Linked DNA regions of Homo sapiens: region 1 is linked to region 2. The links are chromatin contacts, found by Hi-C or POLR2A ChIA-PET in ENCODE. All regions are on one chromosome and are shown on one strand. The core of a region is the stretch at or near the end of the contact, and the rest is flanking DNA. Distances in the headings are between cores, read along the strand shown. Region 1 overlaps NXN (nucleoredoxin). Region 2 overlaps NXN (nucleoredoxin).

Evidence for each region. Hi-C counts contacts between places; a loop is a spot of excess contacts on that map. ChIA-PET counts read pairs that join two places held with the same protein, here RNA polymerase II (POLR2A). Pooled maps may share reads with other maps.
Region 1: a pooled map shows a loop between it and region 2 (9-fold over the local background). The contact joins two enhancer-like sites. A Hi-C loop is called at or near these places in 6 of 168 maps with a recorded cell type or tissue (GM13976, body of pancreas, endothelial cell of hepatic sinusoid and 3 more) and 5 of 50 pooled maps. POLR2A ChIA-PET finds 5 or more read pairs at or near these places in 3 of 52 experiments (AG04449, H1 and MCF 10A).

What each region holds. Positions count from the first base shown.
Region 1 is chr17:883,085-888,695 of GRCh38, forward strand. The region is part of intron 1 of NXN (nucleoredoxin); the gene reads right to left. Among named protein-coding and RNA genes, the nearest start is that of NXN, 94 kb to the right of the region's middle. RefSeq lists an enhancer at 4,175-4,674. Within about 2 kb of position 3,392, at least 16 of the 41 ENCODE cell types and tissues checked have a DNase peak (open chromatin) inside an H3K27ac peak, as active enhancers do; they include psoas muscle, where a contact is called at or near this core.
Region 2 is chr17:810,941-816,378 of GRCh38, forward strand. The region is part of intron 5 of NXN (nucleoredoxin); the gene reads right to left. Among named protein-coding and RNA genes, the nearest start is that of MRM3, 31 kb to the left of the region's middle. Within about 2 kb of position 3,076, at least 2 of the 41 ENCODE cell types and tissues checked have a DNase peak (open chromatin) inside an H3K27ac peak, as active enhancers do; they include psoas muscle, where a contact is called at or near this core.

The sequences.
Region 1 (5,611 bases), core at 2,142-4,641, 72 kb after region 2:
TGGCGTGCACCTCGAGTCCTAGCTACTTGGGGAAGGCTACACCTGGCCAACTTCCTATTTTTAAATGGAAAGAAAAAAACACACACCAGGGCCTTGTTTCCTATCTCTCCTGCCCATTCCTTCTCTCTCCACAACTCAGACAGCGACGGTGTCAATCAGGCCAGTAAGGGAAAGGCTGGGGGAAGACGATGCTGACTGTCTCTTACTGAATCTGTTTCTGAGACATGGAAACACCCTGTTCACAGAGGCCTCTCTTCCTCCCACCCCTGCCCCCCGCCCAGAACTCCCAGCAGAAGCTGCTCACTGGCTGTTGTCAAAGTAGTCTTTGTTCTTGGAGTTGAACCAGCACAGGCCTCAAATTTCCATCCACAGCTCCAAACCCCGCCTACATCACCTCCATGACCTCAGGCTAAGGAAAGAAAGAAGCTGGCCAAAAACATGCCAGGCTAAGAAGCCAAAGCTCCTCCCAAGAGAGATGACTCTGGAGGGGACCCTCTGGTCTCCTCTCCATGAAGCCAGGTCGATGCTGGAAGGGCAGAAATGCCCAGAAAGAAAAGCACTGAGGAAGGCTCACAGGGCAAGGACTTCAGTGGTCACGGTCCCATCATATACAGAAGCCACGGGGCAGGACTTCAGGGGTCATGGTGCCACATTTTGTACAGAAGTGGGAGGCAGCAAAGCCGCAAGATCTAAAGACAGAGTTGCAGGCCCAGGTGCGGTGCTTACGCCTGTAATCCCAATCAGCGTGGGAGGCCCAGGCAGGCGGATGACCTGAGGTCAGGAGTTTAAGGCCAGCCTGAGCAACATATGCAGCCCCCATCTCTACTAAAAGATAACAATAAAACATTGCTGGGCCGGGCGCGGTGGCTCACGCCTGTCATCCCAGCACTTTGGGAGGCCAAGACGGGCGGATCACGAGGTCAGGAGATCGAGACCATCCTGGCTAACATGGTGAAACCCTGTCTCTACTAAAAAAAATACAAAAAGTTAGCCGGGCGTGGTGGTGGGCGCCTGTGGTCCCAGCTACTTGAGAGGCTGAGGCAGGAGAATGGCATGAACCTGGGAGGCGGAGCTTGCAGTGAGCTGAGATTGCACCACTGCACTCCAGCCTGGGGGACTGAGCAAGACTCTGACTCAAAAAATAAATAAATAAATAAATAAATAATAAAACGAAGCTGTGTGTAGTGGCGTGCACCTAGAGTCCTAGCTACTTGGGGGGCTGAGGTGGGAGGATCCCTTGAACCCAGAAGTTTGAGGTGACAGTGAGCTATGACTGCACCACTGCACTCCAGCCTGGGTGACAGGGCGAGACCCTGTCTCTAAAAAATAATAATCATGTAAAAAAAACAGAGAGATTCGGGGAACTGTGGATGATGACTGCAGGGCATGGTCAAAAAGAAGCAGAGAAAACTCGCCAAAGCGAGTCAGGGAAGTGTGTCCGGCACTGTCCAGGGGAAGGACAACACTCTGGACACAAAGATTTGATGGCCACAGGAAAAGGGCCGTTGGGCTGGGGACAGGCTGGGACGGATCCTCCTCCTCCATTCTCTCCCCATCCACCCGACTTTCTAGAACACCTTCTGGACCCTGGTTTGCTTCTCCAGCCACCTAGCAGGGAAGTGGAGTCTTGAATCCAAACGTTCAGATACTAGAAAAGGGATGGACGGTCCCTCGGGAATTAATAAGCTAAACGGAGCTGAAGACGGATCCCAAGTGTCTCAACAGCTCTGGATGTCCCGATAAAACATGTTTCTAGAATGTGAACAGTTTTGAAACATCTGTATTCCAATCACCAATCCAGAATCTTGGGAGCTAAAGAAAGTGTGGGCTTTCCCCCAAAACAAACACTCAGCGGAGGACACAGGAGAATGACCAAGGTGTAAATGAAAGAAGAATCTGGCCTGGGGCATCCTATGGCGAGCGCCATCCCCTTTAGGGGTAAGAGGGACATCTAAGACCAAGCGGAGCTGAGTCAGGCCTCCTGGGTGGGATGATACAGTATGAAAGAGAGGTCCAGGAAAGGGTCTCATTCAGGCTGACATGTCCCATCATGATCAGTCAAGTTTAGGACAGAGACTAATAAGACTCAACATATGCGGCCGGTCGCAGTGGCTCACGCCTGTAATCCCAGCATTTTGGGAGGCCGAGACGGGCGGATCACGAGGTCAGAGGTTGAGACCAGCCTGGCCAAGAGACCAGTCTGGCCAACATGGTGACACCTCGTCTCTACTAAAAATACAAAAATTAGCTGGGCGTGGTGCAGGCGCCCGTCATCCCAGCTACTTGGGAGGCTGAGGCAGGAGAATCACTTGAACCCGGGAGGTGGAGGTTGCAGTGAGCGGAGATCGCACCACTACACTCCAGCCTGGGCAACAAGAGCGAGACTCAATCTCAAAAAAAAGAAAAGAAAAGGAAAAAAAAAAGAGTTCAGGATTTCATAGTCCGTCTCCTATGTCTAGTCTTTCATTTCTCATAATCGTTTCTTAGCCAGGAATCATCTCTGGAAGTAAATGGCTTCCTTTTCTTTGCGCACACATGCCCCTCTCTGAAGAGAGGCGCCATGCCCACCTGGGGGCTGCGGTACTCGCTTTTTTTTTTTTTTTTTTTTTTTTTTTTGAGACAGAGTCGCTCTGTCCCCCAGGCTGGAGTGCAGTGGCGCAATCTCAGCTCACTGCAAGCTCTGCCTCCCGGGTTCACGCCATTCTCCTGTCTCAGCCTCCCGAGTAGCTGGGACTACAGGCGCCCGCCACCACGCCCGGCTAATTTTTTTTTTTTGTATTTTTTTAGTAGAGACGGGGTTTCACCGTGTCAGCCAGGATGGTCTCGATCTCCTGACCTCGTGATCCGCCCGCCTCGGCCTCCCAAAGTGCTGGGATTATAGGCGTGAGCCACCGCGCCCAGCTGTGGTACTCACTTTTAATGCTCCTTAGAAAATTCTAACCAAAGGCTCCAAACGCAGCTCAAAACCCTGGCATGGAACCACACAAAAGGCACAAAGAGGCTGGGGCCAGGTGGAGCCCATCAGAAATTGAAGGCTCTGTGTCAGGAGCCACCCCATTCTGACCACGGGTCCGGGTTTCTCCACGGAAGCAGCTCCCAGGTCCCCAGTGTTAGGCAGAGTGGATTTCAGTCAGGAAAACTACGCAAGGCCATGTTCTTAGAATCTCTCCAACATTATTCTTGGCTCTGCTGACATTGCTTTGGCTTTAAAAAATCAATAAATTAAGCAAGCAGAAGGTTCTCTAACATCCAAGCTGGACTAAAGGGTTTTGCTCTTACCGAGCCAGAGGGAATATTTATTCCAAGAGACGTAAGATAGATTCTGCTGGACACCTGCCACTTGCTCATGATTCTTCCCTGGGAGGCTGGCAGCGCACGGAGAGGCTTCGCTCCACGGGAACCAACACCGTTGGCCGGCGCGGTGGCTCACGCCAGGAATCCCAGCACTTTGGAAGGCCAATGTGGGTGGATCACCTGAGGTCAGGAGTTCGAGATCAGCCTGGCCAATGTGGTGAAACCCCATCTCTACTAAAAATACAAAAAATTAGCCGGGCGTGGTGGCACACAGCTGTAGTCCCAGCTACTCAGGAGACTGAGGCAGGAGAATCACTTCAACTCGGGAGGTGGAGCTTGCAGTGAGCTGAGATCGTGCCACTGCACTCCAACCTGGGCGACAGAGTGAGACTCTGTCTCAAAAAAAAAAAAAAAATAGAAATAATACCTCTTACTACACTGGATGGTTTGAATTCCAACCTAAAGCAAAAAGAGGAAGGCTTTGATCTCATTCTATTGTTTATCCTAACATTTTTGCCTGACAGTCTGGATAAAACAAACTTTTATTTTGTTATTTATTTATTTTTTTTCAGATCCAGGCTGGAGTGCAGTGGAGTGATCATGGCTACGGCCTTAACCTCCTGGGCTCAAGCAATCCTGCCACCTCTGCCTCCCAAGTAGCTGGGACTACAAGGCGTGAACCACCACACTTGGCTAATTTTTGTATTTTTTTTTTTCTGTAGAGATGGGGGTCTCACCATGTTGCCCAGGCTGGTCTCGAACTCCTGGCCTCAAGCAATTCACCCGCCTCAACCTTCCAAAGTGCTGGGATTACAGGCGTGAGCCACCGCGCCTGGCCTCAGTCTTTTATCTGGTGGGAGCTCCATAAATCCATGCTAGCTGACCGGCCAGTCCTCTCCCAGGCAAGTGGCCACAGCGACGAAGGTTTGGCGGAGGTGCAGGGGGAGGTGTGGACAACGTACAGTCACAAGGCAGCGTCCGATTCAGTGAGGGTGACTGGGGAAGCTGCCGTTCATGAGCTCTTGTCACCAACTTGGGAAGCTGCCGTTCATATGCTCGTCACCAAAGTCAAGAATACCTTCTTCTGCACCACATTCTCGGAGATTTTCCAAATCCCGGGCATTTTCAGGCCTTCACTCCCTCCACTAATACCCCACAGCTTACTCCTCCCAAGTGAAGAGGCCGAGAAAAGAATCCATTTTATTTGTCAGAACCAGCCATAAGGTAAACAAATACAAAGAAAGTGTGTGCTCGCCAATTAAACGGGAATGCAGGCTTCTGGCGGAGACATGACCCCATTTTTCCATTCGCTCCATGTCAGTGAACCACCGTCACAGAGCTGGCCCCTATGGCTTGAGGGGGAAAAAAGAGAAAGGCTTTCTACGTGTTTCTACATGCCTTTTCCACCTCCTTTTTCCTAAGAAAAAGGCAGAATTCCATTTGACCCAATTCCCATTCGATGGAAAAGAAGAACAGAGAGGCAAGGACGTGGGCTTCAGCGTCACGGAGGCCTGAGTTTAAACCCTTGGATCTATGACAACCCACTAGCCGTGAGGTTCAAAGCAAGTCCACCAGACCTCTCCAAGCCTCAGCTCCCTCGTGTAAAACAGAGAGGTCTGTAACTGCCACACGGGTCACGGTTGAGAAGCGTGCCAGGTACAGCACATGCTCAGGAGTGTTCCTGTCTCCTCAACTTGGGTTCATACGACACGGATGGGGCGCAGGTACCGTACGGGGTACAGAGAGGGACAGAAAGCAGGGTTTAAGGGACTTCTCATGCAATAAAAAGGAAAATCTGTATCTTACAGCAGGACTAAGTTCCACAAGATTAGTTTTAATTTATAATCTTTACTTCTTTGAGACAGGGCCTCGCTCTGTTCCTCAGGCTGGAGTGCAGGGGTGCAAGCACAGCTCACTGCAACCTCGACCTCCTGGGCTCAAGCGATCCTCCCACCTCAGCCTCCTGAGTAGCAGGGACCACAGGCATGCATCACCACTCCTGGCTAATTTTTAAAATCATTCTGTAGAGATGGGGTCTCGCTGTGTTGCCCAGTCTGGCAAAGAAATCCTGGGCTTAAAGGATCTGGCCACCTTGGCCCCCCAAAGTCCTGGGATGACAGGCATGAGCCATCACACCTGGTCTCAGCAAGGTTTTTTGACTTCAAGAAAACGAGGGTGCTCTTAGGTCTTCAGACAATTGCTATTATCAATCATAGCAAAAAATAAAAAATAAATACAGCTGGGATGAGAGAGGACATTCTAGATGCATCAGAACTTACATAAAGATTGACAGAGGCCAGGTGTGGTGGCTCGCACC
Region 2 (5,438 bases), core at 1,826-4,325:
AAGGTCTCGAGGCAGCCCCTCTTCTGGTTGAAACATGCAATCTCCAAATGTTTCATTTTTATATAAACAGATTCTGCCTCAAATCCATTTTTTTGAAAGGGGCAAAGGAAGAGAGTCAAGGAAGGGAACGGGATGAGGAAGGAGGGAAGCAGAAGAGGAAGAAAGAAGGAGGCGGAGAAGGCAGAGCGGGAGGAGGTGGCACAGGAGGGAAGAAGGAAAACAGAGAAGAGGATTCAACGCTGGAGGAGCAAAGGGCCCTCACCCCGGCCGCCCGGCACCTCTAGCTGCTTCCGCATCTGCTCCAGGCCCTGCACAGCCCTCAGGCCGTCCGCCCTCCCTGAAGGTTGGGCCACGGGAGCCAAACCAGACAGGGCCCCTGGCCTAAGAGAGAAGGGGCTGTAAACCTCCCTGCAAAGAGTGCCGTGCTCCCTGGCAGCCGAGGATGACTCAGACAACTGCTAACGGGGTCTGTCTTCTGCCAGGTGTGTTGACAACGGTCTCCTTAGAAAAAGAATTTTCAGCACTGCACACGGCTGCACATTCCCCAGGCTGCGTAAAGCCCCGGGGTTGGGGGGGGGGCAGCACTCTGGAAGCCAGTTATTCCCACGAGACCAGGAGGTGGGGGGACGCCAAATGCCAGGTCCTTGGTGAGCCCAGTGGTCCTGTGGAGATGGGTCACACAGCCCGGCTCAGCCCAGGGCACCGAAGGAAGCCGGTGGCCAGCCTGTCAGCGGCAGTGGGACTTTGGCCAGGCCGGCCTGGGGCCCAAACTCATCATCAAGACCACGGCAGAGGCCGCCACCCTGTGAGATGGACAGCTCAAGGGCACAGCCTCGAGGCCCCGACTCCCCCACCCGTACCGCCCCCCAGACACCTCAACGCACTGGCAGCATTTGGCAGGCCCCCTTCACTCGGCAGGGTGATTCTCAAAACCCCAAGATGCTTATAGGACTCCGGGTTGTGCGGTTACCCAGTTCTGCTTTTTTTTTTTTTTTTTTTTTTTTTGAGACGGAGTCTCGCTCTGTCGCCCAGGCTGGAGTGCAGTGGCAAGATCTCGGCTCACTGCAAGCTCCGTCTCCCGGGTTCACGCCATTCTCCTGCCTCAGCCTCCCGAGTAGCTGGGACTACAGGCGCCCGTCACCACGCCTGGCTAATTTTTTGTATTTTTAATAGAGACGGGGTTTCACCGTGTTAGCCAGGACGGTCTCGATCTCCTGACCTCGTGATCCGCCCGCCTCGGCCTCCCAAAGTGCTGGGATTACAGGCGTGAGCCACTGCGCGTGGCCTGGGTTACCCATTTTCACCCGAGCCTGTCAGAACACTCTGCCCTCACATGACTCAATCCACAAAATGACCAGCAGATCAAGCCACTGCCCCAGTGTAAGTCCAAAGACAGGCCAGGTGGAGGCGGCTCCCTTTGGGTGCAGGCAGGGGGTGTACCTGGCACTGCTCTGTGAAGGAATCTTTATACAAGCTCTTCAGCGGGAGAGAAACAAGTGAGATGGGACTGAGACCCCAGGGCACAGACAGACTCAAACAGGGAGCAGGACGTCCCCAGAGAAGCCCCACAGGATGTGCAGACCAGACACTCCAACAGCCAGGACCCTGCAGAGCGAGTGTGTGTGTGAGTCTGTGTGTGCACGTGTGTGTGATGGCGCGAGTGTGCATTGTGTGAGTGTAGGTGAGTGTAGGTGTGTGTGAGTGTGCATGTGTGTGACTGTAGGTGTGTGTGAGTGTAGGTGTGTGCACATATGAATGTAGGTGTTTGCATGTGAGTGTAGGGTGTGTGAGTGTAGGGTGCGTGAGTGAGAGTGTGCATATGTGTGAGTGTAGGTGTGTGCATGTGTGTAGGTGTGTGTGCGTGAGTGTAGGTGTGTGTGCGAGTGTGCATGTGTGAGTGTAGGTGTGTGCATGTGTGTAGGTGTGTGTGGGTGTGTGCGCACATGTGAATGTAGGTGTGTGCATGTGTGACTGTAGGTGTGTGCGTGTGTGAGTGTGCATATGTGTGAGTGTAGGTGTGCATGTTTGTAGGTGTGTGTGCACATGTGAATGTAGGTGTTTGCATGTGTGTAGGTTGTGTGCACGCGTGTGTGAATGTGTGAGCGTGTGTGTGCGTGTGTTCACACACCTGGAACACGTCCACTGAATGACACTGGAAGCCGTAACCACGGAATCACACAAAAGCTCAGAAATATTCAGAATTCAATCAAAAATACTGGTCAGAGTTTTGTGACGCTACAAAGCTTATGAACGAATGCACAGTTCCTTCAGAGGTATTTCGGCCCAGCCTGGCCACATTTAAATATCCTCAGAGGCAAAGAAAGGCAAACTCCCATCAAGGGATGGTGCAGTCTAGGGAGGGTGGCTGGCTTCTAAGACTAGAGAGAAGCCAGAACTGATACCAGTGAAACCAGGGACTGAGTGAGACGGGCTCTGAAGGAGAAACGGCCCCCGGCTTGGAGGACAAGGACAGGGCACCACAAATAGGGCCATCGACGCGGACGGAATGCCGCACGTGGGGCTCAGCCCAACCTCGAAGCGCTGAGAAGGCGCTTCCAAAGTGATATCCCTGGAATGATATAATGATTTCCTTAATACGTGAGCATCTTTCAAAACTAGGAGGATCTGGAATTAAGTTTAGAAGTATGAATCAAACTCATGCCACTGACGTTTCTGTGTGTCAAGAAGTGCATGCATATTTGGTATTTAACTTCAGCATTTTTTTTTTGTTTAAGAGACTACGGCCGGCCGGGCGCGGTGGCTCACGCCTGTAATCCCAGCACTTTGGGAGGCCAAGGCGGGCACATCACGAGGTCAGGAGTTTGAGACCAGCCTGGTCAAATGGAGAAACTCTGTCTCTACTAAAAATACAAAAATTAGCTGGGCGTAGTGGCAGGTGCCTATAATCCCAGCTACTCAGGAGGCTGAGGCAGGAAGATCGCTTGAACCCGGGAGGCAGAGGTTGCAGTGAGCCAAGATTGTGCCAATGTACTCCAGCCTCTGGGTAACAGAGCAAGACTCTGTCTAAAAAAAAAAAGAGCCGGGCACGGTGACTCATGCCTGTAATCCCAGCACTTTGGGAGGCCAAGGCAGGCAGATCACATGAGGTCAGGAGCTCAAGACCAGGCTGGCCAACATGGTGAAACCCTGTCTCTACTAAAAATACAAAAAGTTAGCCAGGTGTGGTGGTGGGTGCCTATAATCCCAGCTACTCCGGAGGCTGACGCAGGAGAACGGCGTGAACCCGGAAGGCAGATGTAGTGAGCAGAGATTGCGCCACTGCACTCCAGCCTGGGTGATAGAGTGAGACTCTGTCTCAAAAAAAAGAAAAGAAAAAAAGAAAAAAGGCTGTCCTAGGGTACCTTATTAGTTTCAGGTGACCCCCTGGCCTGAGCGTTGGCCACCAGCAATACCGGCAACCCACGGGCCCTCACATCCAGGAAGGAACTCCGTACCTCAGAGAGGAAGATTCTGCTCCACGGATGATGAGGTGCTGGGAAAGAAAATGCCTCTATGTGGAAAGGCCTCCTGACCCAATGGAGCAGCAGAGAGGGGGCGCGGCAGCAGCTCCACTCTAAGTGACAAGTGTCCGTCTTCCAGGCCCTCGTACGAAATGACACGTACTCGGACCAACACTGTCGTGTTCGTGAAGACGTCATCACACTCCGCTCCTCAGATATGCCCAACTGTCCATCTCATCCTGTCCACTCAAGGGCAGCACTGGGCCCCTCTCCTAGTGACTTCCCGTGGAGCTCAGTACGGAGAGTATGGGATGGTTAGCACGCACTCAATACATCAAATCCGGCCGGGCGCAGTGGCTCACGCCTGTAATCCCAGCACTTAGGGAGGAATTTCACTCTTGTCACCCAGGCTGGAGTGCAGTGGTGTGATCTCGGCTCACTACAACCTCCGCCTCCCAGGTTCAAGTGATTCTCCTGCCTCAGCCTCCCGAGTAGCTGGGATTATAGGTGACCACCACCACGCCTGGCTAATTTTTGTATTTTTAGTAGAGATGGGGTTTCGCCATGTTGGCCAGGCTGATCTCGAACTCCTGACCTCAGGTGATCCACCCACCTCGGCCTCCCAAAGTCCAGGGATTACAGGCGTGAGCCACCATGCCTAGGCAGTAGTTACAAATTCAGCTGAGTCTTCTAGGTGCTAAAGCAAAGAAAATAATTGTGGTTCATAATGAAATTCAAAGTATACAAAAGATAAAAACAAAAGCCTGCCACCCGGTAGGTTTTGAAGGCGATGAGGCACTCACAGTTCAGCTGACATCCATCCATATGATGAGGGCCAGTGTCCACTCTAGATCCCTAAGCTCTGTAGGTTTTGAAGGCGACAAGGCACCCACAGTTCAGCTGACTTCCATCTGTATGATGAGGGCGAGTGTCCACTCTAGATCCCTAAGCTCTGTAGGTTTTGAAGGCGACGAGGCACTCACAGTTCAGCTGACACCCATCCGTACGATGAGGGCGAGTGTCCACTCTAGATCCCTAAGCTCTGTAGGTTTTGAAGGCGATGAGGCACTCACAGTTCAGCTGACTTCCATCCGTATGATGAGGGCGAGTGTCCACTCTAGATCCCTAAGCTCTGTAGGTTTTGAAGGCGATGAGGCACTCACAGTTCAGCTGACTTCCATCCGTATGATGAGGGCGAGTGTCCACTCTAGATCCCTAAGCTCTGTAGGTTTTGAAGGCGATGAGGCACCCACAGTTCAGCTGACATCCATCCGTACAATGAGGGCCAGTGTCCACTCTAGATCCCTAAGCTCTGCAAAGCGCAGGGCCTGTTATCTGTTTTATTCAAGATAAAAACGTTCTTCTTGGCCTGAACGTTTAACGTGCCTCCGGATCATGTGTGAGGGGTGCTCCAAGACCCAGCCACGTCAAACAGAGTCACACTTTGTACACACCTGTGCACACACGTGCACACACAGAGGCCAGTAGGGAGGATAAGAGGGGCCTGAATGTGACCGGCGGGCCTTTGTTAGGGGAGTCGGAGGAAGACACACATCAGAGACCATCACCTCCTGGTGTATAAGGGGAACAGGGATTAGAAGAAACCCAGGATATCTCTGTATGGAGAAAGGATGGAAAATCCACAGCCATCAGGAGGGGCAGGACACGGCGCTCGGTAACGCTTGGGAGAGACCTGGGCCCTACGTAGCTGACTAGCATCTCACCTGTAGCCCCTCCAAGGGCCTCTGGTTGCAACTGGAAGCTGAGGCCGAAACCCCTTCCCACTGTCCAGTTACAATCAGGCAGTCACGTCGCTTTTAATTAACACAGAGTCGTTCTGGGGACGAAGACCTGAATCCCATGGATTAGAAGGACAAAGTACAACCCATGTATTTTTTTAAAGTGCAAAATGCTTACAGCCCCCCAGACCTTCACTGTCCCTGTCATGGTCTCTAAGGAGAGTGCCCTGTGAGGACC